5 separate regions of the Mus musculus genome follow, and all the other regions are linked to region 3. The links are chromatin loops, found by intact Hi-C in ENCODE. Cell type or tissue: heart. All regions are shown on one strand. Region 1 has its middle 42 kb from the start of Bdnf. Region 2 holds the start of Kif18a (kinesin family member 18A). Region 3 holds the start of Lin7c (lin-7 homolog C (C. elegans)). Region 4 holds the start of Ccdc34 (coiled-coil domain containing 34). Region 5 has its middle 32 kb from the start of Slc5a12.

Region 1 (5,000 bases), 150 kb before region 3:
TTTTTCTAGAAAGTAAATTCCTGTTTATCCACTTTTGTGTCAGTTAAGAAGTAGCCACTCCACATACATAGGCAAATGGAACAGAAAACTACAATAAACGGTGATTCTCTGGAATTCATATTTCAAATGTTATCCATTGTCCCTAAGTGTCTGTGCCAGACAAATAGCAAGGGCTGAGGCAGCAGTAGATGGATGAATTCATGTCTCAAAGAGAAATGGAATCACTGTCACATCTCTGAAGGTGGTCAAAGAAGAGCCTGCCTCAGTCTCCTGTCGCATCTTAAACATCCATTCCATCCCTGATCACAGAAAACTCTCGAATACCATAAACATTCCTAACACCTGCATAGAGTAACTCACATCACAAAATTTATGATGGATTGGTCGCACCAATACAAAGAAACTAAGACACAAAGGAAATTTCTGCCAAAGTTCTCAGTGTTTATGAGTAATGGAGCAGGGCTAGATTTCATGTAGCCTGCATCTGCAGCCACTATCCTAACTCCTGTCAAAATTAAAAGAACATGAACGAAACTGGGAAAGTACAGGGGAGAGGGGGAGGAGAGGAGGAAAGCAAAGAGGGAGGAAGACGGAGAAGAGGAAGGGGGAGGAAAAAAGGAGAGGGGGGGGGACGGGAAACGGAGAGACTTGAGCTTCCGTCAGAAAGGAAGACCACTAATGATGCTTATTCTTTTCAACTTCAAAAGAGCACTGACTGGCTCTTTTAAGGGTTAACAGGCAAATAGGCTCATATTGCATGAAGGCCCCTCCCAAAGTGTATGCAATGCTGCTGGCTCTACGCTGAGCAACACTAGGGCAGGGTTCCCTCTACTTTAAGCCAGCTGTTTTCAATACCTAGAAATGAGACAGCTGTCATCCCTTCAACTTTGTAACAGATCTGAAAGGCTTCCTGTGAGTTGCTGGGATTGGGTAGGTGAGCGTTTTAGAACTACTTCCTAAACTCAGGAATGCTCAGTCCTCCAGAAGTCAGTGTTCTTTGAGTGGTACTTAGGACTGGCATCATGTGTAATAGGCAAGTACACTACCACTTAGCAACACATCCAGCCTGCCCAGGTCAATACTTTACAGAATTATTTAGTACTTATGGTTGGTAGAGAAGAAAAAGGACAATGGTTCGAACCCTGATAGGTCTGCAACAGTCTTGGACACCACCACCTACTATCTCTCTCCTCAGTCTTCCATATATATATCATACCTCTCTGCAAAGTTCTAACTGAATTCATATTTCACATGGTTATGTTCTGGGTGATCACTTCCAATTGACAAGAACTGACCCAAAAGATGAACTTGACTTGCTTTCCTGATTTCCCAGTTTTTCGAGAACAGGTCTGTCAGGTGGTGGAGGTTCTGACACCAAACTCAAGGTTCAGCAGACACAAAGCCTGAAAGGGTGATACATCTTCTATAGACACTAACCTCGGAGTGACATCCATGGACTTCAAACAGATGATCCAGTGAGAAGCCGGTAAAGGATGGGTGTCCTAAGTGTTAGTTAAACACCAACGAGGAAAAGAATTTGAGAACAGACTCTAATAGTACATCCTTAAGTTGTATGAGACACCAGAGTCTCTGCTTTCCATGCTCTGTAAAATATAAACCAGATGGCCATGTAATTATAGACATGGAAACTGACAACACAGGAGCCTACATAGGTTTTCTGAGTTATCACAGTTAATAAATAATATAGTCAGATTTGAGCTAATATCCCTATTGTACAAAGGCTTCAATCTTAACTTATGGCTCTCAATATTGACATGTACATTTGAGTCACACAAAGAAGCTTTAAAAGTTCTTATGCCGACCTCAAACACGGGCAAGTTAAATTAGAATCCTGACAGTGGAACCCAGGCAACTGTATTTTCCAAAAGTCTTCCCAGTGGTGGGTTCAGGGTAAAGTATTAACCAGGGTTCTGCTTCCTCTGAGTCAGCTAATGACTAAGATCATGGAATTCTAATGGTTGATCATTAGCCAAGCAGGACCCCAGGTCTAGAGTCAGCTAAGCATAAGTGCGTGCATAACCACAGCGACAAGAGACAGGCACTCTAGACGCTAGGAGCAACCTCTGGAGTCATGACGGGACACTGGAGAGTCCAGGTTAACCCTGTAGTATTGGGCCAAGGTCTATCAACTCCTGCAGGAGCCCTGAACAGGAACAATATAGGCACAAAGGCTGCAAGGAGTCTGAGTCTGCAGGTGAGGGTCCTTGGCCTAGCAGTGTAGAGAATGAAGCTACAGGAGTTCCTCACAGCCAGGTCATCAGCTGCTCTCAGCCAGTAACACACCCCAGTGTCGTTTCACTACTGCCTGGCTTACTCTGTTGGCCTCCAAAAGGCTTTAAATGGTTCAACTGGAAGAACAAAAACAATCTATCATGACTATTTGGAGGATTTTCCCTATTTTCAAAAGTGACCATTAAAATACTCTTTGCCTTTGTCTTCTGCTCCTTCAGATATTTTTGTCTGTCCCCCTCCCCTACCGTAAACTGCCAAATAGGCAGTAGTGATTGACACTTAGAAGAAAGAATAAAATCTCTGAATCCTATAACCCCTTCCTGGAGGGCTCCTTTTAGCAGCAACGCAGGACATGCCTGGCTTAGCCAGGCTAATCGAATTTGGCAGATGTACTGTGTCAGCAGGCACCAGGGTGCTAATGCCCCAGGTCAGCTGCTTGAGAGGGTAAGTGGGCAAATGCCTGGCTTCTTCCCCATGTTTTCAGAATAGGAATCCGAGTCCCAGTAATCATCTCGACTGTGGGACCAGAGGCTATTTTGGGCCATCTCTTATCCAATGGAAAGTTAGGGGCGGTGTCATTTGAAACTGCCAAGGAGCATCTGATTTCACCCTTATCCGGGACATGTCCCCAGAGGAAATGGGAGCAATGTCAAGGAGATCAAAATGCAGGTGTCAGAATTTCCCTTTGTTTGTATTTCTGGGCTCTTTTTCATCTCTTCCTTCCATTTTCAGCTTTTCTTTCCATTGCTTTGGCTAAGGTGTTCACTACAGCTCACCTGGAATATAGCAGCCTCCCAGTGGTCTCTACAAACACACACACACACACACACACACACACACACACACACACACACACACCCTGCCCCTGTGTTGTCTATGGCTTACCTCTTGCCTTTTAGGATATTATCTTTCTGAAGGTTCAATGGAAATGAGTGTGAAACTGCTTTGTATCAATCACACTGTGCAAGTCACCATACCCACTTATACACAAATGTACTCATGTGGAAAAAGACACAAGGATGCAGTCTTCCCTTGAGGGAATAAAGTCCAGTGCTTTTGCAAGGGATAAAATGGAGCGGGAGGAATGTTTTAAATCAACAGTGTTTTAAGGCAGTGTGTGTGTGTATGTGTGTGTGTGTGTGTCTCTCTCTCTCTCTGTGTGTGTGTGTGTGTGTGTGTGTGTGTGTAGCTTCAAATGAGTACCCCCCAAGCATTCATGGTGGCCTGGTCTGCTTGGTGATTGCATGTCAGAAACAAATGTAGACTGTAGCTCTAATTATGGCCATTTCTCATGGAACTAATGCTGAGAGAGGCTGTGAGGCAGAGGCAATTACTGGTATAACCAGGAGATAAATTCAGAGGACATATGCTCTCTAATATATCTTAGTGATAGATGGACAGATTATATAATCTTTCTCCATTTAACACGTGGAGTGGCTCATCATTACTGACAGAGTGCACATCAGTCACAGTGGCATTCATGACTTTTATGATATGGCTTCAGGTTATTCTCCCCATCATATACTCAAACAACTCATTACATACCTTACACTGCCCTCCCTTTCCACATCTTCCCTCTCGCTATGTGGAATCTCTATGTAATCTATGCCTTTATTTCTTTTATGCTTCCTTCCTGGATCATGAAAAGTCCTAGCCAGCTGTAACCTAACTGTGGAAGCTCCCTCCAAGACGGATGACCCTCCTTCCTCAAAAGCTATCAACTGCCAGTTAGATAGCTTCCTCAGTTAGATATAGGATCTGCAGAGTGCCTCCCCATCTACGCAGTAATTTTGGCTGGCTTTATCTTATGCAGGTGACCATAGCTGTTGTGAGTGGAGGACTACAATAGCTGGGGTGTATCTAGAAGACAGTAGTCCTCCACAGGTTCTGCACTTTCAATTCTTCTATCTGCCAATCCTGCCTGTAATGTAGTAACCCCATGTGCATCTTCTCGTAGAAAATCTTGGTGATTGACTATTTTCCATTCTCACCAAATCTATTCAAAAGCAATTCACAACAATTCGAAGTTAACCAAATGCTACAATTACTTTTCAAAATGCTCAGGATTTCATTTTCAGAAGTTTTAGACTAGCCTGATAAGCCATTGGTTTTGGTCAGAAAAAAAAAAAAAAAAAAAAAAACATCACTACATGTTCTTTTGACTCTTTTCTGCCATAGCTCTCAGCTTTGTGCTCTGCCTCCATTTTACAATAGAAGATGCTTCCACCTTCCAAAATCAGACTCAGCCCAAGGCATCTTATGCGCCATTGTGAACTTATCAAAGCAGCTTTTCAATTAATCACATCTTTCTTCACAAAGGAATCTTCTTCTTCCACCCTCATTTTTCTTTAAATGTCACATGCTACAGAACCTTGAAGACTCCCATGAGGCTTTTGGGATTCCTCCCTTGAAATAGTAACTACTTAATAGACAGTAATTATCTTTATGCTGGCCAGCACTCTTGTTTTACCACTCTTCTTCTCTTAGGTACTAGATATTTCCATTCATCTGTTTGTCTGCCACACTCCAGCCATCCACCTGTCAGAAAGCCCTCAACATGTATGTTTTAAATTGAATGTTCATAGGATAATTGAATGAACACTACATTGTGAGTATATCTGCCCCTAAATAGCCATAAAATAGCAGTACATCTCAGCAATAAAAAGAATGTATTTAAAAGCCTAAATGAATAATTCTTTTCTCTGGTTATATGTTGGTCATCTGGGTGTTTAAAAGAACACAAAAAC
Region 2 (5,000 bases), 610 kb before region 3:
TTAAGAATTGTTTTGATGTCTGGCGAAAGTTTAAATGTAACTTTCAATTTTCTGTCTACTATAAAATAATGGCTCCATGCATCATCCAATTTCTAACCAAAGGTGGAAATTTCAACCTTCTTAACCCTGTACTTTTGGGAAGTTCCGGTCCCCTACCCCGACTCTTTAATTTTGTTAAAAAGCATGAGGTTCTCTCGTCCTGTTATTACTTCTGCCAAATTCATGAGTTGACAACTGCACAATAATAGTATTGGTTGTATTGTTAAAACCTCTCTGTTTTAACCAAATGTATGATTCCTGGAGAGTATGGATCTCATTAGTGGAACCCTGCTATCAAGCAAGTGCAATGCAGAAGTGAAATTAAATGGGTAGTATTGGGATTACATGTGGCGACACTTGTAACACTAAGAAGCCTATATAGTGTGAATGTCAAAACAAGACAAAGATGGAATGTACATGCCTACTTAGTCATTTACCAATATAATTTTTCAAGATAACAAGATAAACATATTTTCAAACTAAATTAAAATATATTATAGTCACTTGACCTAGAAAGTATTTTAAAAACAAATGGCTAATTTTGACTTGGTTTCTTTTACAAGAGAAATACTTCCCTATAAAAGTTTTTCTAACACTTCAGTTTTCTCCTAATAAAATCAAAACAATATGTTTATATCTTATAGTCTGTTTTGAGAATAAAGTAAGGTAATGTTTAAGGGGTTAAAAATATGCCTGAGACACCAAAGGTCAAGCACTATATATGGAAAGAATATTTAAAACAAAATGAACTCTCCTCATTTTTTTTTTTCGAGACAGGGTTTCTCTGTGTAGCCTTGGCTATCCTGGAACTCACCCTGTAGAGCAGGCAGGCCTTGAACTCAGAAATCTGCCTGCCTCTGCCTCCCAAGTGCTGGGATTAAAGGCGTGTGCCACCACTGCCTTGCAAACTCTCCTCATTTTTATTACCAAACCAATGTCACAAAAATGATGATGGCATTAGTTGGTACATATACTATAATAAGAAATAAGTAGTCACTTTATTGACGCACTCTCCAGGGCTCAGAAAAAATTCATAAAACAAAGAATAATGTATAATTTGCAACTCTCCTGATTTTCTTCAGTAGATTTAAGACATAATCATAATCTATGGGATTTCAACGTAAAAATGTGACTAATAGTACTCTGCACTGCTGGGTGTGGTGGCCTATGCCTTTAATCTCAGCACACAGGAAGCAGAAGCAAGAAGATCTCTATATGTTCCAGCCCATTTGTGTCTACATGGCAAGTTCCAGGCCAGCCATGACTACTGGGCAAGACCTTGTTTAAAAATATAAAATAGATTAGATAGATAGATAGATAGATAGACAATAGACAGACACATGCATAAATCCTCTGCCCTGTAACATCCTATTTTTACAGAAATCTAAACTCCAGGAGGGAAGGGATGCTGACTTCAGTGTGTACTAATATGCTCCTAAAATCTGCAAGTAAGAGTTGCTTACTAAATAGAGTCATATAAACAATAACAATGTAATTCAGATCGTACTACTAAATTTTTCTAAAGGGTTGAGAATGTCAACTGATAAAAGGCTTGCCTAGCCAACAATACAAATATAAAATACCCTGCCAATTTTTTAATATTCCCTATGTTTTTAATGCATTTTTCTTTCTAATGTATACATTCAGAAATAATGCAATCTGAAACAAGAAGCCCATGATCCAATAATGTGACTAGGCCAATATATTTAAGTGATTTTTAGTTTGTAAGGTCATACTTGGAGCATGTTAAATGCTGGCAAATAGCAAATATTTTCGCAAATACCAAATATTTTTAATCAGTAATAACGGGAGCAGGCCAGGAAACCCTGACAAAAGAAGACTTGGGACTTGTAATTAATTCACATGGAGGCACCATACCTTCCAAAGCCTGAGTCCTAATCCTTGGGAACTTGACTAATCAGAAAGGGAAAAAGGACAAAATAACCCAGGCCCTTTTACAGGCCCGCAGACTCCGCCTCTCCCCCTAAGAGAAACATCACCCAAAGCCCAGGGCACCCCAGACCCTAGGACTGTGGCAATACTAAATATCCCAGGTGGCTGCTTCCCACCTGCACCGCCGCCCGAGCTCCGCCCACCTCCGTCACGGCTGCCGGAAACGACCGCGCGCGTTGCCACGGCGACGCCCAGGAAAGTAACTTCTCCTCCGGCATCTGAGGCCCAGCCTCTGGCGCCAAACTGCGAGTCGCTCAGGAAAACGTCTGACGTGCTGACGTCATCCGAACGGCAGCCAATGAGATGGATAGCTGGGGAAGCTGGCTTGGGTTTGAATTTGTGGCTGTGTTTGGAGCGCCTGGAAGCCAACTCTGCCAAGTTGTGACGGTCACTTCTTGTAGGTGAGTGAGGTGGGCGCTGTGTCTGGGGACGCGTGGGTTGATTCGAGGGTCGCCGGAGTGGAGGATCCGGTGTCAGGCGACAAATTAGCTTTCGGCGGGCGATGCAGGTCGAGGGTCCCCTCGGTATTGCGGCTTGGAAAGACCCGGAGCTACCGAGTGTGCATGACAAGGCGAGCCTTTCTCAGCACCGAGGTTCTAGGCTTCGCCACTGAACCCCGAGGGGAAGCTGGTCCCTTTCTCAGACTTAAACTGAGGACGCTCACAGTTCAGCCTCCTAGAGCGTGAGGTTCCTTCCGGATTCCAAATTCAGAGTGTCCTGCTTGGGCTGCACATGGGAGTGTGCGACTTCTGGGCTTTACTTCATGGGAGGAGCTTTTGTGCAGAGAGGCTGTCAGGTCAGTCTGGAGCCCAGTTGTAGCCTCAAGCAAAACCGGCCCTGACTGCTCACCTGTGATGCTGAAGGTCACGGAAAAAAAGAAACAAAGACAAAAAAGTGCCAGGAGGCCAGAAAGCAGCCTCTAATCCTGCAGTTTCTGCAGCCTTTTCAGCAGGAGCTCATTTGCCTTGCCTAGTACAAAAAAAGCCAATGCTGACTGTTGCTCATTATAATATGAATGGGGATTACTGGAGTAGAACTAATTTTGTTGGTGACATCAGTCCACTTTGTCCAGTTCCTACCTTGGGTTTTGGAAGGTTTTCTTGACCTTTGATGTTAGAGAATATGAATCCCACAGAGCTAATAAATAGTACTTGCTATTGAATTCAGTGTATGAAAAGAACTATTTCAGTCAGCAGGAATGATTTGCCTTGAGAGGTATTCTCATTGAACCAGTATTTACAGATATTTAAGATTTTTTTATTTTAAAGAGCATTTTGTCCCACTGTAGTTATACTTTTCAATAGACACTATAAATTGACTATGCTGTTAATGCTATGAAAGGCAATAGAAAAACAATTGGCCCACCACCAATACTGATAATCTTCCCTCGTGTTAGTAAGGCAGTCAAATCAGTGACTGACAGAAAGGTTTAAGCCAGATAGAAACTGTAAATGAGGCAAGGTCCCTGTTCTAAACCATGTCGAATCAGAATTTTCTACCTGAGTTGGGAATAATTCGTAGCTATGTCATTGTGCTTCTATACACCTGTTTGGAAGCATTTTCTTTTTCTCAGTCATGAGATTTGGATTTGTAGCTGGGTCCGCTTTCTGTCATATTAGTAATAACATTTGGAAACATTACTAAGTTCCTCCGTATGTGAGGCAACCTTGCATAGTTATTATGCGCGTTGAATGACTTGGGTATGAAGTGTCTGCCATGGTTCCTGGCAGAGAGTAACTCATGTGAGCATCACTGTTACCACCATACTGACCTGGGGAAAGCCTTTCAATCATATTCATTAAGAATACTTACTGTATGGTATCAGAAAAACAAAAGGAAAAAAACCAAGTTACATTTCATAATTCACTCCTTCCAGGAAAAACACAGAGGTGAGCAGTGATGGGGAGTGGGGTAATAGATTCTAATCCAAACATACCAACTAAATAACAATTCACAGGAAGGGGAGTGCATGTTGGCAGACTATTAATTTATTGCTGCAGTCATTACGTGATATATGTATAATGACAGTGTATATCTAGAATGTGTAGAATCCTTAATGCCACCTAAGTATTTTTATTTTTTTTAAAGGAAGTATATAATTTTAATTTTTATGTAGAAAATTCTCAGGGCCTATACATGAGTAAATTACCTTTTGGATTCTATGTATTTTTATATACTTTTATTAATTTAATTATTATTTATATTTGAGAACTGTATAGGTTTAAAATAATAATCCTATTTGCCGTCATTTCAGCATTCTTTTTCTTCTTATATTTCCTAACATATAGATTAATCATACAATTTTGTAGCAGGAAAGGCTCTTAAATACCATTTGCTCTTTAGTTTGAATATTGCCAGTTAGAGCCCCTTCATCATCCTCTTTTATACTCAGTCTTTCAGGAATGGATCAATAGTCTACTGTAATCTATAGACTTACTTTATTCCCACCAAAAAAAATCTTACCACTGGCTCTTTTGTTTCTTCTTTAACAGCATACCATTTAAGATGGAATATGACTTAATTGATCAGGGTCTATACTGTTCTCAAAGCATTGTCCAAAAAGAATTTGCAAATCTTCATCCTATTCCACAGATAACAATTATCTGTTTCATATTAAACATGGTCTTTGTACTTGATATAGAATCAACTAGATACCAGACTTTTAGCCATGTTTGAAAAAGAAAACATCACTTTAATGTAGGAGAAGGGAATCTTTGCTTTCTGGTGCCCTAGCTAAAGAACAAAGAGGAATAGGAAATAAGATCAATCTTAAAATCTGTAGCAGGTTGAGACACAAAGTTACACTTGACATTGTACTTCTTAAAACTCCTTTAAGAGACTGTCAAAATTTCTTCTCAAGTATCACTTGAATCCTTACTGCATTTTAAAATAACTATAGAAAGTTCCAATTAGCTTTAAACTCTTTAATCCTCATTAACTATTTTAAAAGCTTGGTCCCATCCTTATTCTAATTTTATCGTTTTAAACAATGAAAGATTGACCATAAT
Region 3 (5,000 bases):
TCTGTATGATTTTATTGAGGTGGCTTAGGTAGAATTCTCCCCTGAGCAATAGAGACTCCAAGGCCTGACACTATTACATATGCTATGTTGTACTTCCAGACAGTAGTCTAGCATGGCTGCTCTCTGAGAGGCTCAACAAGCAACTGACTGAGACAGAAGCAGATAATTACACCCAGCCAATGGTCTGAAGTCCGGGACCCCTATGGTTGAATTAGGGAAAGGCTGGAAGAAGCTGAAGAGAAGGGTGACCCTATAGGAAGACCAGCAGTCTCAACTAACCAGAACCCCTAAAATCTCTCAGACACTGAGCCACCAGGCAGCATATACTAGCTGATATGAGGCCCCCCAACACATATACAGCAGAAAACTGCCTGGTCTGGCCTCAATGAGAGAAGATGCTCCTAACCCTTGAGAAACCTGAGGCCCCAGGGAGTGGGAAGGCCTAGCAGGGTGAGGTGGGGTGGAATGGAGGTATGGTGGGAGGAGAAGAATGGGATGAGGAACTGTCAGACCTGGAAGGGGATAATGGTGGGATTATAAAAAAATTAAAGATAAATATTAAAAAGAAGAAATGTGGGTAGTCATCATCTAATCTATCTATTTGACGATCTAGATACTACAGAAGAGCATACAAAAGCAGCCTTCTCTCTTGTTAAACTGAGTCATATACTTCTGCCCTTAGCCCAGCGGTTCTGATCATGGGATCACCAAACACAAAGTAGGGCTACCCGCATTAACTTCTGTTTTTTTGTTGTTGTTTTTGTTTTTTTCTTTGTTTGTTAGTTTGTTTTTTACCTGTGGCTTTGTACTGAGACTACTACTGTCTTCTTTCTCATGCTTCCATCTTGCAGGCCACAGATCATGATATATCTTATCTTTCATGATCACTTGAAGCAATCTTTACAGTAAGTCTGTGTTCCATGATTGTACACACATGTGAGTGTACACATTCTGTTAGTTATGTTTCTCTAGAGACAATAATGAAACAAGTATTCTAGGGTCGTCTTAATTGGTTCTGTTTTCTGAGTGCTGAGACAACTGCTCTGTCACTAAGCTACATCGGCAATATAACTTCCTAATTCTGATGGAGCATGTTTCCTAGTTGCTTTTGAGAAAGTATGTATGGAAAGTAATTTTTTAGAAGAATTTATATGTTTAGTATGAAACTGTGGGGCTGGGGGTTAACCCAGGATATCAGACATGCTAGACAAATACTCAACCACTGAGCTATACCCATGCCCCCTAAAACGTCTTTCAGTATGACTTCTCTCCTGATAATTTTATCAGCTTAATAAGTTGGCTCCTTCCCTTTAAAAAAACCACACATACCTGAGAATCATAAGTCAGTGGTAGTAGCACACTGTTTATGTAGCTTAGGCTGAGGTCATACTGGATTAGAGTAGGCCCCTGGTCTCCTCCCCTGGTCTAATAGGACTGGTCTCCTTCTAAGAAAATGCTCAGACGAAAATAATAGTGAGACTGCCATGTGAGTATGAAAACAAAGACTGAGTGTGATGGTTGGCATATGTTCTGCCCAGGAAGTGGCACTATTAGAAGGTATGGCTCAGTTGAGGCAGGTGAGGCCTTGTTGGAGTAGGTGTGTCACTTGTGGGTGTGGGCTATCACAGCAACTTCCTAAGTGCCTGGAAGTCAGTCTTCCACTTGCAGCCTTCAGATGAAGATGTTGAACTCTCAGCTCCTCCTGCACCATACCAGCCTGGATGCTGCCATGCTCTTGCCTTGATGATAATGGACTGAACCTCTGAACCTGTAAGCCAGCCCCAATTAAATGTTGTCTTTGTAAGACTTGCCTTGGTCACGGTGTCTGTTTACAGCAGTAAAACCCTAACTAAGATGCTGAGTAGCACAAGTCAGGAACACCAGAGACTTCCAGAAAACTGCTAGAAAGCCAGGCAGAGACAAGGAAGGGTTCCTGTAGATTAGAAATGAACATAGTACCTTTATTCCTGACTTGTAGCTCTCAGATTTGTGAGGCAATTATCTGTGGTTTTAAAACATTCCGCTTGTTATACTTCACTATGGAAGCTCTAGAAAACAAGGAGGGAATTCTAGTTTGAGAATTATTCAATTTTCTGTAACAGTTTTATAGCTTGCAGAGTCCTTCCAGCTGTGTTAAGGAAAGAAAGTGCATCCTGTTTCAATTTCTAGTCCTTAGAAGGTGACCTTTTATTCTCTGGAAACTTTTATGGTCTTCTGCGTAAGCCTGGAATTCTGGGATTTTTTGTGTGTTTATCATCAAAGACATGGAAAAAGACTACTCCAAAGGAGCAGAAGATAGAGATAAAGCTCAGATTTGTGTAGCTTGTACAAGTCTGCAGATTCGAGTCTCTGGAAAAGTAAGTAATGTGTAACCCCAGCTCATAAGAATAGCTCCTGTCAGCCAAGAAAACCTGTGTCATTTGTATGGAGCATGAGGAAGCTTGAAGGCTACTGCCCAGTGGTGGGATTCAACTACCTAATAACAACATGTAGAAAACTGCAGTTCAACGGAAAGAATGGGTCACCTGCAACCAGCTATTAAAACAATCCTGTCGTGCAGGTGTTACAAACTTAACACTGGACTATGATCTTTGCTACCCAAATCCAAGTTTCACAAAAATTATTTCATTGAAATTAGTGACTAAAAATATTTGGGTCCACCAAGTCTTCAAGAGTGGCCCTATGAGGATCTGGAGATGACAGACAGTGCTGTTAGGAGTACTGGCTCCTTTTCCAGGGGTCCTGGGGTTAGATTCCCAACACCCACAGGGCAGGTCTCAACCATCTGTAACTCCAGTTCCAGGGGAATAGATGCCCTCTTGTGGCCTCAGGTTTGTAAATGGTGCAGATATACATAAGGGCAAAACACCCATTAATATAAAAATTCTTACAAATTACAAAATGTACCCATAAAACAAAATCTATGCTTCATCCTTCATTCACAAGCAGATTTTGAATCGGCTAACTAAAAACAATACTTCGTGTATACCAAAGCGTTCTCTCCCGGTTGTTTTTTTTCCCACCTTTCTGCTCAAAGAGAGTTTTAGATAAAATTCGAATTGTAAATTTTTTAAATTAGATCAAGCTAGGATATTAAGAATTTATAAGAGGACTCGGACATGGGGAAACCAGCCTAGACGGTCAGAGGCTGCCGTCGGTCGGGTAAGGGCCGGAACTAAGGTCCTGACTTCCCCGAGGCAGGGGACACTCGGGACATCGGTTCTTTTCAACCTCAGGTTGTTGGAAGTGGACGAGCACAGACCCACGAAAGGAGGCCACCCGTCGGTCGCAAAGCGTCCCCGGCTACCGCTCTGCGTAGTTACCCGCATCCTTCTAGCTCTCGCGTTACTACCATCCTCGCCCTTCCGCTTTCTCGGCCTGGTCCACCGCGGCCCCTCTGTCGTCACTTCCTGTGGGTCTGCACCTCCGAAGAGAAGATGGCGGCGCTGGGCGAACCTGTCCGGCTGGAAAGGGGTGAGTGCGGCGGGGGTCGCGGCCGCGGTGGGTGGGGCGGGTCGAGACTACGAACCGCTCTGCCTGCGGGCCGGAGCGGAGGCAAGGTGACCCGGACGCTGAGCCCCGGAAGCCCTCGGCGGCCTCGGCGCCGGGCGCTGCTCGCGGGGGGCGCTGGCTGGCGTTTGAAAGCTCGCCAGAGCCGGCCGTTGAGGCTGGCGGCGGGCACAGCACGGCTCAGCGGCCTGCCCACGGCTGTAGGCACGGGCGCTCCCTGGGTCCGCACCGCAGCATCGGCTTTCAGCTTCATAGACCCTAAAAGCCGAGGCCACCACGCAGCCCGGCACTGTCTACGGTCAGTGTGCGCGAACAGATCAGTGTGGCCTCTTGGCCTGGTTCTGCCACTTGGCCGACACAGACACATTCCCGCAGAAACTCCCTCGCCCCCATTTAAAACTCAGACTCCTTCAGTACTGTGACCACAGCCTCCGGGCTTTGAGTTGCTCTTTCCTAACTTTCGCACCCCTCCAGCCACGGAGAGGATGCTTACAAAAACAAAAACAAAAAACAAACAAAAAAAAAACCCTCCAACTGACTTGATCTTGGGAAGGAGATTACATAACTAGGTGGAGTAGTGATTTGATTGTAAGTCACTTTTAAGTGCCATGCAATTCCATACTCATAAACCCTACACTTGGAAACCTGGTTGGTTGATTGCTTCTTAGAGCAAACAGCCAAGAAAAACCAACCCGATTGAAGAGAAGCCTGTGAAAAGACTCTCCCAGGGTCCAGTTGCAGCTTTCCAGTATTGTACTCTGTTCTGCCCCAACTTAAATTTCAGACAACTGGAACAAGCTTTGTACAATTCGGTAGTCATAGTAACCAGAAAGTACCAGTTAAGCATTTCGAGTGCTGTTGGCAAACATCGCCTGGGATGGAGTTTGACATTGCATATATTTAGTATTCACAATTATAATCTCAATATCGTCCAAGAAGGAAATCATTTTATAAAATTTGTGTATGTAATAGAACCTCTTTCCTCACACACTGTGCTGATTATGATTCGTTTTGCTTTTTATTGTAGTGACCATGGGAGCCTTTTGTTTCTTTTTAAATAAATGAACTTGTTTGTGACAGGGTAGCTTGGGAAAGAATAAGGTAGGCTTACAGCTGTGTCATTTTCCCCTCAAGTACTACGGTGTCAATGTGCTTTGAACACATTGTTACACAGGAACAAATCTGTTGGTGTTAACCAGAAGAGTTGCAAGTTTCAAACAAGATGGCGTTCTTTTGTATCTTTAAATGAAGCACAAAATGTGGACCTTTTCCCTCTGACATCTGCTTTTTGCTGTTAGGAAGTTTTTCAGTTAAACAGTAGAAAGCTCAAAATATTGGTAGGAATGAAGTCCTAGTTGGTTTTTGCCAGTTAGCAGGATAAGCAAGGCAGTTGGTGTCAAGTCCGATTCTGATCAAGAATTCTAACAGACCTAGCATATTCTCAAAAGTTCCACAGTACAATTCCACAGCAAAATACCAGTACATATGAC
Region 4 (5,000 bases), 130 kb after region 3:
AGTAAGTTTCAGAGCAGCTAGAGCTTTACAGAGAGATTGTGTCTCAAAAACACCCAACAAAACAAAGCAAAAACCCAAATAAAACAACAATAGAATATTAGGTAAAGTATGTGGTAAACTGTGCTAGACGTCTGATATTTAAACAAGAGTTTCTATAAAGCAATCTTGTATTTCTTATTTTATAGCTCGATGCATTACTGAGTGTACTTAGTATCACACAGTCAAATTAAAATTTGTAACTACCAAATATTAAAAGAAATGTTGAAAATAACCACTGGAAAACACAATTTTCATGCTATCTATAAAAGTCTAGGACACTATACTGAAATTTAGAAGTAAAGTTTTATCCCAAATCTAAACTATATAGTAAAAAACAAATTGTGATATTTAAGAGAATAGTAATCACTAGATCTTTACTGAAGGCAAGAATTTAACAATCTGCAAGATACTACATGCAGTGACTTTCCTAGATGCTTAAGAAAACCCTCATTTCTCAAATGAAAAGACAATTGATAAACCACAGCAAATTTCAGTAAATCCTTAAAACACTTACGAACCAAACCAGAAGCTAATTCTCTGTGTTTATTATTTTATGAGAGTGGGTGTATGGAGGTGTGCTCATGCCAGGTGGCAACTTGTCCTCCTCAGGGAGCCTATCTGCCTCATTTGGGACAGGTTCTCTCATTAGTCTGAAACTCACTGATTAGGCTAGACCATCTGATTAGCTAGAATGACTGGCCTGAGCTTGTGCCACCCCACTGCAATTTTATGTAGGTGCTGGAAATGGAACTCGGCTGCTCATGCTTCGAGGTAGGCAGTTTACTGACGGAATCATTCCCAACCCACCGCTTAGTCCATTCATCTTAGCTCTGGAGAGAGTAGTGAGTTTATGTTAAACTTGGAATGTTGGAAACTTTTATAGCAAAAAGCACGGTGTAATTACCTCACTTACACCTTTCACAAGTGTCCACGGCACACAATGAGCCTTTCATCTTCACCACATTCACTAAGCCCCTTCAGTCCTTCTGCCTCTTGCGTTATTTTGACGCAAGCTGAGACATATTTCATATGTTAATACTTAAGTATGTGCAGGAAGACATTTTTGAACCCATGTCATAAAATTGCCATAAGGATTACTGGCAAAGGAATTAGTTTTGTAATATAGTTAAATATTTTTTAAGCAAAAGTCACTCTTGCAGGGATTTTCCACGCCAATTAAAAAAAAACCCTCATATTATTAGATTGAAAATGAGTATTAAGAGGATACTGTTAGGTCCACACCCTGTAACTTAAGGGGAGAGTTAATGTATACATTTGTATAATCCTATCCATCTTGACTATTGTCTCAGTCCAAGTAATGAATAGTACTGTAAAAACAGACCACATTCAAACAGCCACAGCAGGCCATTTAACTGCCTTGTAGCCTTTAAGGCTTAATGCTCTTGGTGAACACACTGATCCTAGAGTATCAAGAACACTTTAATAAAACATGAAGAGGGTTAGGAAACTATATGATTTAACATTCCTACACTGAGAGGTTTATGATGGGGAACTCAATGTGGGATAGTGACAGAGTTCAAGATATGTCAGGTCCTGAGTGGAGCTGAGGATTAATGAATGACTATGATAGCAGGGTAGATTATTTTGGGGAGGATTAAATTAAGATCATTGCAGTTAAATAGCCTATGTAAGAATATTAAGAGGAAAACTACTGGTTCAAAGCCAGCTCCATTCCCTTCCCCAAAACCTTTAGGTTATTTTTTGGGGGAATGGAGGATCATTTTTCAAGTTCCTGTCTTTTTGAAGGTATAAGGTAGTCCAATGTCTCTGAGTTACTGACACCAAGGGTGTTTTCTGACAAAATATCTTAACCAGATATGCCAATACTGAATAACTGGAGTAAGTCACAACCATAAGCCTACTAAATCACGTTTCTTAGTTCATCGTACAGTTTTCTTCCAATGCCATTGTTTTTACTGGAAAAAAAAAAGAACAAAATAGTGCTAGCATGTCATTTATAGTCACTTTGCTTCGCTTTTGGTTGCTAGTATTTCTAACATATCTAACTGCGCTATGAAAATTCTACAGATACTCTCATTTCACTTGTGATTCTTACACTAATGTAATGTACATTAGCCAAAAGCTGCGTTTTTGTATGCAGTTTTGTGAGCATGAATAAGCAGCTCACTTTCAGTATCTGCCATCTTTTCCTTGCCGGCTTCAGTTAGATCCTCGGCCCCTAAAAGGAGAGTGCCAAGAAGTCCTAGAAAAATGCCTATTGCATCACAGTTCAAAATTTCATTTTAAAAAGAACGATGGATTTTAAGGTTGGCTCATGATTTGCTGCTCTGGTATGGACACGCTGGAGAGTGGACACAAATGCTTTGGAAGACTAGAAAGTTAACACAACCTGATAAAACCGATTGTGTTGCAGGGCAGCGGTGGCTCATGCCTTTAATCCCAGCACTTGGGAGGCAGAGGCAGGCGGATTTCTAAGTTTGAGGTAAGCCTGGTCTACATAGTGAGTTCCAGGACAGCCAGGGCTATACAGAGAAACCCTGCCTTGGCGACTGGGGGTCGGGGAACTGATTATGTTGACAGATGCTGCCCATACAGTGAGAAACTATGCCCACAGAGGATAAAGTTCTCTCCCTTAGACAAACAAAAACAAAAAAAACAACAACATAAATGAACTAAAAAATTCAATCACGAGTGCTAGATTTTTTTTTTTTTTTAGTGATCCTGAGCTTTTATGAGGAAGGGGGAATAACCATGGCTTCAGGCTTCTGCCTTTTCCTTTTAAAGGATCCGCTTTAGTGACACTGATAAGTGTCGTGCACCAAATGGCCTTCAACACCACAGCAAACACAGTACTCGGGACAGCATCAGGAATGGGCGGACGACTCGGGGAGACGCCAAGCTGAAGCTGTCAGTCAGGAACCTTCCTACCTGGACTGAGGAAGCCAAGCTCTTCCAGCCCAGACAAAGCCCCTTGCGGGCTACAAGCGTCGCTATGACAACACGGCCTAAAGCTGGCGCTGATTGGTCGGACGGCGCGCGCGGAGCCTGCTGGGAGAACGCGCCTTCGGCCTTGCTCGGGCCGTTTGAACTTGGCGGGCCTGATGCGGGCCGCTGGGCCGTGGCGGGCTGCCTCTCCGGCTCCGTGCACCCGTTACCTCGCCCGCTGCAAGCCGGGCTTCCGGCCCTCCTCGAGTTTTGTCGTCGACCTCTTAGTGGATTCCGGGGATCCAGGGCTGGAGGATGTGGCGCTGACCGAGTGCTTGTCGCCGCCGTCTCTGAGCTGCAGCAACTCCACCCTGTCCCTGTTGTCTCCCCTTGGCCACCAGAGCTTTCCGTTTGGCGCGGACGACAGTGAGGGGGAGGATGAAGAGGCCCTGGACGAAGATGCCCGTGAGTCCGAGAGCAAGGTGGAGAGCTTGGAAGGAATAGAGTTCCAGCAGCGCTCCAGGTAAACTCAAGGTTCGGCCCTCCCAGCACTTGTCAAGACTCCTTAGAGATGGCATTCAGAAGGCTTTGTTGTTACCCCGAGCCGCATAACCTCCTGTTTTCCAGCTCAAAGGCTGTGCAGCACTTGCATCCTAGGGTGCTGGGTAAATTCTTACAAATGGTCACTGATCTCCCATGATTCCTAGTTCCTTTTTCCTGAGATAGACGATTGCTGTCTCAGTTTCCATAGAAACTTACTGTACACAGTCGCAAGCACACAAAACTTGCTGCTAGGAGCCTTTAAAAGCCTCAAAAACCAGGTTGTCGACTCCAGAGCTCTTACCCATAAACTTAGCATCAAAATGTGTAGCTGGTGCTGGGTTGTAGGAAGTAGGTGCTTTAAATATAAAGAGCTGGGTACAGATGCCCAAAGGGTGCATGCATACTCTGCAGAGACAGGTTAACTGATCTGAGAGAGAACATTTAATGGAATAGTGAGTGTTCATCAAGGGGGTTAGTTAATAATGCCATCTTAATGTTTATTTACGTTGACTCATTCAGCAAACATTTACTATTTTGCCACATATTAGTGTAGGTAGAGATAAACAAGATATACAAGACTTCTATTATCAAGAAAGAAAAGCCCAAATCATTTCACAAAGAAAACTATATTAGAATACATATAGAAAGTCTACTTAGGCTAGAGAGAGCTCAGTGCTTAAGAGGGCTAACTGCTCTTGGAAAGGACCCAGGTTCGAGTCCAAGGACCTTCATCATCGGGTGGTTCACAACCACCAGTAACTCTAGTTCCAGAAAATCTGACACTGTCTCCTACTGACATCTGTATGCTTGCACTTGGTGCACATAAACTCATACCCAGTGCGTATATACTCATAAATAAAGATAAACCTTTTAAAAGGTGGGGATGCGAAGAATCTTTTTTTAAGGCCTGCCTCAAAGGCGTAGAGCTAGTACAGGCAGCCCGGGGCTTAGTACTCAGGTATCTCTTTAGGGCTTACATTTCTTTATATTATATACTTTTTACTATGGAAACTGGAACAAAGGGCCTGTCTCTGTAGGAATTTTTCTAAGACAGCTTCATTTTAGGATATATTCCTTATGGCAGCCTCAGGAAGCATTTACAAGTTTCTGATTGCCAGGCTGTGTCAGGCATAGTACAGAAGATTTAAGAAATTCCAGCTGGCAAGGCCGTGCTTTTTATATAAGTAGCAAGATAGCTCCCATTCAGTCTAAGGCACTCATTTAAGAATTAGTGAATCAAATAGGAGGTCACTCACATGGGAGGACATTTTTGTAAGGATGACAGGTGAAAGTTCACGTCGGTGAGGGTGGAAGTCACAGAGAGCAAGCTGCTTTTTCAGACTGCCAATAGCAGCAAGAAATAGGCCTTCCCTGGTTAGCCTGGTGGAATTTTGAACTAGAATTTTAGGAGTCTTTTCATAAGCACTTTTAGGACAGTGTGGATTTAACATATTTTAAAAGTAAATTTGAAGGCTTTGGTGAATACCTTCTAGTCAATATTCAAAAGACCC
Region 5 (5,000 bases), 680 kb after region 3:
TCAATGGTTCCAAAACTTTATTATCATCTTTGAAATCTCCAAGGAGCCTGAGATCTAATACTTGGGGGACCAGTTAGAGTGGGACAGAGGTAATTCACTCACTTTTATTTTTGGACCGTGTTTATAGGGAATTTAATATTTCTCCAGTTTTGCTTTATCATCCCATTGTGATGCAGAAGAGGGTTTTCATTTTAAATTCTTCTGTGTTTAAAAATTCCCAATGCCTTTCATTTTAATGTCTCAATACCCCATGAAGCCTCATGCTGACATCTGTAGCTGTTTGAAGTTAAAGCGGTCTAAATGCAAGGCTCACAAAATGCTTGTCTTGATGGAGCATTAAAGCACATATTACAGGGGACTCACATGGCATCAAATGAAACATAAGACTGTAAGGCTTTCTGATGCCTCTGGAGAAAGTGTCAGTGGAGATCACAGGCATGGCTTCTATCAACAGTCAGTCACTACTCGGGAGAAATCATCTTTTCCCTTGTGTTCATGAGCCACCCATATTCAGATAGCTGGCATGTTGTCATTTTATCCATTTATTTTATTTATCAAAGAACAATATATGTGTTATCCTAGCACTTGGGAAGCTGAGGCTGGGGACTACTGAGTTCAAAGTCATGCTGGGCTATAACACAAGCACATGTGTATGTCTCTCTCTCTCTCTCTCTCTCTCTCTCTCTCTCTCTCTCTCTCTCTCTCCACACACACACACACACACACACACATATCTTACTACAAAATTATCTTACTATAAATATCTTGACATTAAACACTATCCAGTAAAAACTCAAATTATTCTTTAACCATACTCTTAAATCGCTAATCTTACAGCAGTTCTATTTCAATATATACTCTGACACATCACTGTCTGAATATACTAAATACGAAAACCATGTATTCGGGTGTTATATTTTATACCCTTGCATCTGACCACATTTCACCGGCATCATTCTGTATGATTTCTTCTCAAGCTCACAGAGGGAACCAGAAGTAGAAATAAGATTTTGCTTTTGTTAACATTCTTGTAGTCTCAGTCTTCTGGCTAATTCTACATAAAAGATACACAGTTTTCTTTGTAATGGAGATGAGAGGATCACTCCAATACTGGTATTTGTTCCTCTTCCTCCTTTATAGAACCAATGGTGAGAATGGAAAAGATTAGCTGTAGAGCAGATACAGGGTGATGATCTGAAAGTTGTTAACACAAAAGGAAAGGACTCCTGAGCCTGATGGTGAAGACCAGTTCGGTCTCTTCTGTCCCCGTTCTGCCTTCATCCAGCATCCTTTACCCAGCTCCTCCTTTGTCTCTTGTCTTCCATCCTCTGTGAATTTCATTCCCTATCCTTTTCTTTCCCACCTCCCTCTTTAAGTGTTCATTCGACTATAGCATTTTAAGAACCATGCTTGTTTGGGTACTTGATAAAACTGGTGTGGCACAAGGACACAACTGAGCACTGTAAAACTGTTTACATTTGTGTCAGATATTTTTATATAGAAAATGTATATAATACACTGTTAAGTTGTTTAATTACAGAAAAATCTATATGTGGGACAATTCCCATTTCACAAAGTAATTCTCCTGATTTGTGGCATTTTGTAAAGCAGAAAGCTGTCTTCGGTGTGGGCGAGCTTATTGTGCTGCTTTGTGCTGCTCCTTTGATTTGCTATGGTTTAAAATCTGTCCTCATTTAGTACACATTACACCTAAGATTCCGTGCTTTAAAAAAAATTAAAAAACGCCTACCAGCTGCATCTATTAAATGCAGTTATTTTGTCTTTGCCATCTTCTTAGTAAAATAAATAATGTAAAGTATACAGTAAAATCATTAGAATTATGCTAAATGAGAAAATTGAATTGAGATTTAAAACAACTCAAGGCTAAGGTAAGATTCCAATTCCTTAAAACCACAAAGGAAGCAAACACACACCGGAAGGGAAGGTTTTTGGTGAAAAGCAACAGGACTCCAAGTTGAAGTGACAGCTGTGATCAGAAGACAGCTTGTTCAGCTTCCCTTCTTGACTGAAAACTTAGTCTCATTGTAGGCTGAGATCTCCCAGGCTCAATCAGCCCAGACAGACTTATAGGCTCTGTAAATCAGTTGTGCTTTTAGCTCTTTTCAGAAAAAAGAAAGAAAGAAAGAAACAATACACACACACACACACACACAATACACACACACAATACACACACACTATACACTATATACATAGACACATATGCACATGTACACACATGCACACATACTACAATATGACTCATAGACACAAGACATAGACAAATATAGAGCTTACACTTACCACAAACGTACATATACACACATCTCTCTCTTTGTCTCCCCCCCTCTCTCTCACACACACACACATGTACACATACCACATAAATAAATACTCACCACAGACTCTTCACTCACACATACATCATAGACACATACACATATAACCATCACACGTATATCACACCATATACTAACACACACACACACATACACACACAACACACCACATACACAGAGAGAACACAAACACATGAAAATTGATTTAAATAAAAGCAAACAAACTTAAGGGGAAGTAAATTACTTCTCTCACATCTGTGGTCTTTGAATTTCTACTTTGTTCAGTTCTCCCCATCTTTAAAAACAAGACTCAGCTGAGTCCAGGGATACTATCCCGAAATTAAACATGAACAGACTGCCCCCTTGTGGTCATTTAGCTCGTGCTTCAACTGTCAGCTTAATTTTCCTCATAAATTGCAACTGGTCACATGACATTTGTTTCTGACTTCAAGAGTTAAGAGTACAAATCCTGTTGATGTATTAGAGCAGACTGGAGTCTTGCAAGCGGTTTTATGTCTTTCTTAGAAGAAAGGATCATTGTATTAGTGTGGTTCATTTCTGTCAGCTTTGCCACTAACTTTTCTGAAAGACTTACTGTCTTGAGACTGTGCAGGTCCTTACTGTACACATTTGCTGCATTCAGAGGACATTCCCCAAGTGAGAGAAAGCCTGACCACATACAGACTAGGTATTAATTAAGCTAGTAGAAAAGATATTATAAAGATGTCTTAGAGTTAAAAAAAAATGTCTGGAACACAAGTATTCCTCTATTCATTTGTTTTTTCCAGCATGTGAGAAAAACACGATGACCTGAAGGTTTCTGGGCATCACTTTTCAGTGAGGGGTGGTCCCTTAATAAAACAACCAGTAATTGGATTACTAAAAATGTAAAATTCTCAAAAATGCTTCTGATCTATCCTAATATGGGTCCCAGTGACATAGAAAGCATTATACTCACCAACTGTCACCAGTACCTTCAAGTTTCATGTTCCAGAAACAACTACAGTCTCAGCACAGATCCTAAGAACCCAGCTGTTCTGTGCAGCTGACCACCAACCCTCCTGCCCTTTTGATTTGAATGCATGGAATTGTGCTTTCTTTTGGCAATCACACACATAAGTCAGACTTTCTAAAATAGTCTGGTCGTTTGTCTTTTCAGTTATGTTTATCCTCTTGTTCTTGTTAATTCATTCCTTATCAAGCAAGCAAAAAGTAGTCAAAAATTCCTCATCCCTAAAAACTTAGGGAAAATAAGAAAGGAAAAAGAAAAGTAATAAAGTTGTGTTTTGTTCGCTTCTCTACTTCTTTCAAACTTTCGCTCTACAGAGCCATTCTTCCTTTCTGTCTTTCTTTGGCTTTGATAATGTGACTCTGATACAAGAACTCAATGGGAAACATAAAAAAAAAATGATACTATACCAAGAGCATGCCATTACTTGAAACTATAAGAGTGGAAAAGCATTCCAAAGAATGAGTCTATTTGAAAATAGAACAAAACCAAGGGTTAAAGATCAAGAATTGTCCAAACATTAGAGGTGAGCAGAGAGATCAATGTCAGTAGAAGTACTTCAGACAACACTCTAAGCCAGTGTGTCACTTTGTTTTCAGGATCTTCTAGAGAACAACAGAAAGAAGGCTGAAAATAAAATCAGATGTAAACAACAGAGAGAGAGAGAGAGAGAGAGAGAGAGAGAGAGAGAGAGAGAGAGAGAGGGAGGGAGAGAGGGGGAGAGAGAGAGAGAGAGAGAGAGAGAGAGAGAGAGAGAGAGAGAGAGAGAGAGAGAGAGAGAAGGAGAGAGAGAAGAGAGTGGGTGTTAAAGGAGAGGACTATGGGGAATCATGGAGAAGTAGAAACAATAGCAGAAGTGGTATTAATATCAACAACAATAAAGGGATGATTATTCTCATTAACCTCCAATTTTTATCCTTGATAAACTAAAAGGTAAATTATTTATTAGTATGTATGTAGCACATTTCACAGCACAGTCAAGGCTCAGAAATGTGCTGTAGGTATATAAGATGAATGGCGGGTTGTGTACTCATTGTACACAGGGACCTTTGAACTAGCTGATTTGCTTCTGTGTTCTTCTCATGGTAGCTTGCTATTTCTTTGTTGCCCAAGTGATTATAATTTGTCCCTAGTGGCATTCAAAAGTTTTACAATAATGGAAATCTGCAACTAATGGATGTGAGAAGGTGGCGGGGGGTAGTGTGTGTGGGGGGGCATCTCCAGGATGAGACAGAGAGCTGGGATAAGGGAGGCACCCAAGAATCAATGTGGGTGACTTTGACTGTAACTCACTACAATGAGGATATGGAACCTGAAGAGGTCACCCCTGTAGCCAGGCAGGAACCCCAGTGGAGTGATAGAGACACTAAGCCACCCAAAAAAATTTCAACCCAATTATTTGTCCCATCTACAAGAAATTCAGGCATGCGGGATGGAGTGAGACTGAGGGACTGGCCAACCAATAACAGGCACAATCTGAGACCCCTCCCATGGGCAAGCACCAATCCCTAACACTATTAATGATACTCTTTTATGCTAACAGTCGGTATCAATTTGTCCTCTGAGAGGACAGCAACTGTCTCTCAGAGCTGACTCAGACAAGTATAGACACCCACAGCCAAAGAGTGGATGGAGCTTGGGGACTCTATAGA

The links. A loop is a pair of places that touch in the nucleus more often than their neighbours do. Peaks named below come from ENCODE experiments on the same cell type or tissue, not always from the same donor. Only the 100,000 strongest peaks of a DNase experiment are listed, where the experiment ranks them.
Region 1: it touches region 3 in a loop (3-fold over the local background); 4 of 42 quality-filtered maps call a loop at or near these places.
Region 2: it touches region 3 in a loop (5-fold over the local background); 7 of 42 quality-filtered maps call a loop at or near these places.
Region 4: a loop joins it to region 3, with 3 times the contacts of the local background. A loop is called at or near these places in 10 of 42 quality-filtered maps.
Region 5: a loop joins it to region 3, with 4 times the contacts of the local background. A loop is called at or near these places in 2 of 42 quality-filtered maps.

What each region holds. Positions count from the first base shown.
Region 1 is chr2:109,732,865-109,737,864 of GRCm38, forward strand. No RefSeq gene overlaps it. Among named protein-coding and RNA genes, the nearest start is that of Bdnf, 42 kb to the left of the region's middle. In heart, no CTCF peak of the experiment used is centred here; a DNase peak (open chromatin) is centred at 2,727.
Region 2 is chr2:109,278,501-109,283,500 of GRCm38, forward strand. It overlaps Kif18a (kinesin family member 18A), which reads left to right and starts at 2,238. Exons shown (of 17, transcript NM_139303.1): 1 at 2,238-2,393. It also overlaps a transcript of Mettl15 not described here. In heart, no CTCF peak of the experiment used is centred here; a DNase peak (open chromatin) is centred at 2,251; H3K4me3 peaks cover 2,190 bases; H3K27ac peaks cover 1,604 bases.
Region 3 is chr2:109,887,448-109,892,447 of GRCm38, forward strand. Lin7c (lin-7 homolog C (C. elegans)) reads left to right here and starts at 3,431. Exons shown (of 5, transcript NM_011699.3): 1 at 3,431-3,474. The coding sequence starts at 3,438. In heart, a CTCF peak has its summit at 2,829 (motif pointing left); a DNase peak (open chromatin) is centred at 3,394; H3K4me3 peaks cover 2,160 bases; H3K27ac peaks cover 1,751 bases.
Region 4 is chr2:110,014,746-110,019,745 of GRCm38, forward strand. It overlaps Ccdc34 (coiled-coil domain containing 34), which reads left to right and starts at 3,072. Exons shown (of 6, transcript NM_026613.4): 1 at 3,072-3,469. The coding sequence starts at 3,123. In heart, a CTCF peak has its summit at 3,014; a DNase peak (open chromatin) is centred at 3,046; H3K4me3 peaks cover 2,241 bases; H3K27ac peaks cover 1,278 bases.
Region 5 is chr2:110,562,501-110,567,500 of GRCm38, forward strand. No RefSeq gene overlaps it. Among named protein-coding and RNA genes, the nearest start is that of Slc5a12, 32 kb to the right of the region's middle. In heart, a CTCF peak has its summit at 2,713 (motif pointing left); no DNase peak of the experiment used is centred here.